2 separate regions of the Homo sapiens genome follow, and region 2 is linked to region 1. Evidence: chromatin loops called from intact Hi-C (ENCODE). Cell type or tissue: Calu3. All regions are shown on one strand. Region 1 overlaps ACOXL (acyl-CoA oxidase like). Region 2 holds the start of SNORD132 (small nucleolar RNA, C/D box 132).

Region 1 (2,500 bases):
AAAATAGAATATTGAGAAACAGAAGTAAGTATATATGGAAATTTAATATATGTAAGACAAATGTGGTATATCAAATCATGGGAAAAACAAACATTACTGAAACATCCAGCTGGGTGGCCAACTGGAAAGGAAAATTAAGTCAGATCCCCATTTCACACCACGTACTAGAATAAATTCCAAATAGATCAACAATTGACATGAAGAAAAATAAAACCACAAAGTATTAAAATAAAACCTGAAGAATTATTTCATAATTTTAATCCAAGAAATCAGTAGATGAGGGCCACTAATGCACAGATAATACACACATCGCCCAAAGGAACTGAAGAAATGATCAAAACCTATAAAATAAACAGACCTTGACACGGTGCGGTGGCTCATACCTGTAATCCCAACACTTTGGGAGGCCAATGTGGGCGGATCAACTGAGGTCAGGAGTTTGAGACTAGCCTGGCCAACATGACGAAACCCCGTCTCTACTAAAAATAGAAAAAAATTAGCCGAGCGTGGTGTCGGGCACCTGTAATCCCAGCTACTCGGGAGGCTGAGACAGGAGAATCACTTGAACCCGGGAGGCGGAGGTTGCAGTGAGCCGAGATCGTGCCATTGCACTCCAGCCTGGGCAACAGAGCAAGACTCTGCTTCAGAAAAAAAAAAGAGGCCTTAAGAAAAGTGGGCTATTACTAAACAGCTCTCAACTATTAACACCCGAATTCCTTATATCAAATAAATTTCTCAACAGAGACATGTTAGACAATTCTAATTATAGGTCTATTCTCATTCCCATTCCCAAAATGCCCTACAAGGGATGAGAATAATGTTATATGGACAGAAATAGTGATTAACAATACACATATTGCTTGCATGTGTGTGTATTTTTTTTAATTTCTTTAAGGACACACTAGAAACTAACAGTTTTTACCTTTTGGGTATGTGGGGTGGAGGTGGGAAAATTCAGTAGATGGGAAACAGTACTCTATTTTTTTATGCTTTCTGACTTTTGAACCAAGTTAAAATAACACCTATTTCAAATAAATGTTTAAATTTTATTTTAAATTGCATAGTTAAAAAGAACCACTAGATGGAGTATGTTCCTCATTTGAACTGCTGCCATAACAAATTCATAAATAAATTAAAGCTGGATAAAAATGTATTCTGGAAACTAGCTGAAAGCTTGAACACCGGTTTATCATAATAATAATATCTAAATTGCTAACACTGTTCGAGCAAACAGGTGACAATCTGCCGCGGAAAAATCAGGATTTTAGAAACATCCTTATGCTCCAATCCCCTAAGCAACATGCATAGTTGTGTATTTTCTGTCTTCAAATATAAACCGCCACATTTAACAATCTTGGTAGTTTTCCTCAAATACCATCTGTATAACAATGGCATATAAAATCATAAACAATGATTTTTTGACATGTTCTCAGCTATAATTTCTCTTTTATGTCTTCTTGGGTCTCTAAGATATGGAGATTAGGCAAATATTAGTGTTCCTAGATCTCAGGCTGCAGGCAGCGGCCCTGGGTTTATGGCATCAGTTCTGGGGGTGGGAGTCAGGCCTCACATGTGAGGGTCATCTGGGGACAGCTGTTGGAGATGTGATGAGGTCTAGGGAGGGCCTAGCTCTGGCCAGCAGCTCCACCATCATCTGACTTCCCTATTGGTGTTCTGTGCAGGATTCAGGTTGTAAAACGGTCCCATGACTAAGAATAAGCCTGCAAACCTCTAAGCTAAAAGAGAGAGAGAGAGAGATCTCTCTAGGAAGCCTGGCAAGGTGGCAAAACAAATGCTGACCATACCAAGTGTTAACAAGCATGCTGAGCAACTAGACCCCTCATTCGCTGGAGGTAGGAGTGTAAAATGGAACTCTAGAAAAGTTTGACAGTTTGTTATGAAGTTAAACATAGACTTTTCATGTGCAATCGCAATCCCAGGTATACACCCTAGGAGAAATTCTTTGTTTACAAAAATTATTTTTAAAACCTGTACATAAATGTTTACAGCAGCTTTATTTGCAATCATCAAAAACTGGAAACAACCCAAATGCCACTGGCAAATGGATAAACAAACTGTGACACATCCATACAATGGAATACTACTCAACAATTAAAAGGAATGAACCACTGACACACACAACTTGGATAGATCACAATAACTTGGATAGGGCATTGTGTTGAGTGAAAAAATGCCAATCTCAAAACAGTTACATATTACATAATTCCAATTTTATAAATTTTCAAAGTGACAAAATTAAGGTAATGGAGAACATATCAGTTGCTGCTGGGGTTAGGACTATGGGGATTCTGATTCTGAAGGGAAAACAAAGGGGAGTTTCTTTGTGATGTTGTGTGCCCTCATCATGGTGTTGGTAACACAATACTACATAGGGAATAAACTCTCATAGAACTAGGCTGGGCAGCATGGTGGCTCACACCTGTAATCTCAGCACTTTGAGAGGCTGAGGCACAAGAATTGCTTGAGCCTGGGAGTTCCA
Region 2 (2,500 bases), 97 kb after region 1:
AAGATGCACAGGTTGGGCTTTCACTTCTCCGCTGTGTGACTGGGACATTTTTTTTCTGGACAGTTTGGTGAGGAGGAGGGCTGTTTGAAATAGCTGGAGGTTCATTAACTGAACCAAGACTTACTGAGCCTGCTCTGTAGGTGCCAGGCACTGTTATACATAGTTAGGGATGAAGTCATGAACAAAAAATCTCCACCCACACAGAGGGGGAAAGAAATGTACTATTGGAGTTATGGGGTTGAAATTTCAGTCAAGGTGATATTTGGGTAAAGGGCTAAAGTTAGGGAGCTACCATGCCATTAGCTTGGGCAACTTTTCAGACAGAGGGAATATTAAGTGCTAAGCCCTCAAGCAGGAAAATCTCTGATATATTCTAAGCACAGCAAAGGGACCAATGTGGGGAGGTAAGCAGGGAGAGGAGGAAGGTGAGGCCTGACCAAACAGGACCCAGGCTGTGCAGGGCCTTGTATTCTATGCCTGACTGCAGTGGAATGAGATGGGAAGCCAATCTTAAGATTTACATTGTGACTATGAACTTGGGATACAGTGGCACTAAGGGTATAATTTATGACAAAGTTGCTAATCTGGTATAATCCAGACCAACCACTCAATCTCTCTCAGCCTTCATTTCCTTTTCTGTAAAAGGATAATTTTCACCTCATTTACTTCATAGGACTATTATAAAGATAAAAATGAAATATATGAAAGCACTATAATACTGGAAATTCTTAGTGATAATTTTTAACAATGACAAACTGTTTTAATTGTAACTTACTTAAATTGTGTGTCTTTTAAGTTATTCTGATTTCCCTACTGATACCACATTTTGTCTCCATTTCTTTGCTAGGGTGTGAAACACATAAGGTTGCCAACACAAGTTCTTTTCACACAACTCCAAACACATCACTGGGAATGGTTCAGGCAACGCCATCCAAAGTGCAGCCATCACCCACCGTGCACACAAAAGAAGCATTAGGTAAAGTATTTTATCTGAGTGTGTAGCACCTGATGACAAGTTAATGAAAGCTCTTTTGCAACCTGTTTACAATTATTCTTTTTGTTCTTTAAGGTTTCATCATGAATATGTTTCAGGCTCCTACACTTCCTGATATTTCTGATGACAAAGATGAATGGCAATCTCTAGATCAAAATGAAGATGCATTTGAAGCCCAGTTTCAAAGTAATAACTATTTAAAAGCTACTAAGTGCATAGCATTATAGGTGGTTATCACAGAAAATATCAAGAATTATTTAAGAGGTGACCCTGCCCTTGATTAGCTTGTCACATAAAGGCAGGGAATGCATGAAATAAAAATAAGACAGTTCTTGACAAGGTACTCAATGTGTGTGATAGATTTGCTTGATTAAAGGGAAAAAAAAAAAAAGAATAGTGCTAAAGAAGGACAAAACCCCCATGGATAAGAAGGGCTGAGTACTCAAGGTGTGACTTGAGCCTTCACTGGTAGAGGAATGGCTGGGGCAGAGTATTAGAGGAGGCTGGCAGCTAGCCCACATTTGTCTAGAGTCAGGGGATTCATGCTAGAAGCCAGAGATCATGATAAAGATAAGTAGAAGCCAATTAGACTCAGGAGGACTTGAAATGTAAAGCTAAGAGCTTAATTCTTTCTTGAAGGAAATGGAAAACGAAACCCTGAGAGCGTTTATTGAGTGAGTCAGGTGACAATAGTACTGATTTAGGAGAATGATTAACACCTTGCTGATATGTGGCAGGGACTCGTGACCTGGGACTTGAGTACAAAACCCTGTTACCATAGTTAAGTCACTTCATCTCACTATAGTGACTTACTGCCTAGTATTTGAAAAGCTGATATTAGTTCTTTTCTGTCAGCTGTTAGTCCTTTTTCTTATTTGTAGTTGAAGTTTAATATAAAGGATGTTTTTTCCTAGTACAATAATTAGATGCTATTTTTTATTCTGTTGCAGAAAATGTAAGGTCATCTGGGGCTTGGGGAGTCAATAAGATCATCTCTTCTTTGTCATCTGCTTTTCATGTGTTTGAAGATGGAAACAAAGAAAATTATGGGTAAAAAAATACCATCTAGTTAATGGGATGCTGCCGAGTTTTCTCTGGGACCAGAGGTGGTGGGGTGGTGAGGAGAGAATGTGAACTGCCAATCACATGGTCAAATGAGCCTTTTGACCACACAACCAGGGGGGTGTTGCCAAAGTTCTCCAGATTTACAGTACTGCAGGAATTCATTTTTGGCTTCTAAAAGTTATGTGACAGAAATTTCTGTACTTCCCACCCTCAAGTAATGATAGGTCTACTTTTATAAGTCATGTTAATTTGATTACACTCAGTTTTGCTAGAACTGCTATAAAAGCAAGGAATATCTATATAAAGATTAACTCATTAAATAGGATAAGTAGAGAACTTTTCTAATGGTCAAGTGATAGCATTTATTTCCTTAGCATATTTTACTATTTATAATTTAGCAAATCTTTCCTTAGATTACCACAGCCTAAAAATAAACCCACA

Evidence for each region. A loop is a pair of places that touch in the nucleus more often than their neighbours do. Peaks named below come from ENCODE experiments on the same cell type or tissue, not always from the same donor. Only the 100,000 strongest peaks of a DNase experiment are listed, where the experiment ranks them.
Region 2: it touches region 1 in a loop (4-fold over the local background); 2 of 110 quality-filtered maps call a loop at or near these places.

The regions. Positions count from the first base shown.
Region 1 is chr2:110,754,290-110,756,789 of GRCh38, reverse strand. All of the region lies in intron 1 of ACOXL (acyl-CoA oxidase like), which reads right to left. Among named protein-coding and RNA genes, the nearest start is that of ACOXL, 23 kb to the right of the region's middle. In Calu3, a CTCF peak has its summit at 1,091; no DNase peak of the experiment used is centred here.
Region 2 is chr2:110,657,090-110,659,589 of GRCh38, reverse strand. It overlaps BUB1 (BUB1 mitotic checkpoint serine/threonine kinase), which reads left to right. Exons shown (of 25, transcript NM_004336.5): 12 at 848-976; 13 at 1,070-1,180; 14 at 1,945-2,044; 15 at 2,473-2,500. It overlaps SNORD132 (small nucleolar RNA, C/D box 132), which reads left to right and starts at 1,341; the gene lies at 1,341-1,440. In Calu3, no CTCF peak of the experiment used is centred here; a DNase peak (open chromatin) is centred at 1,499.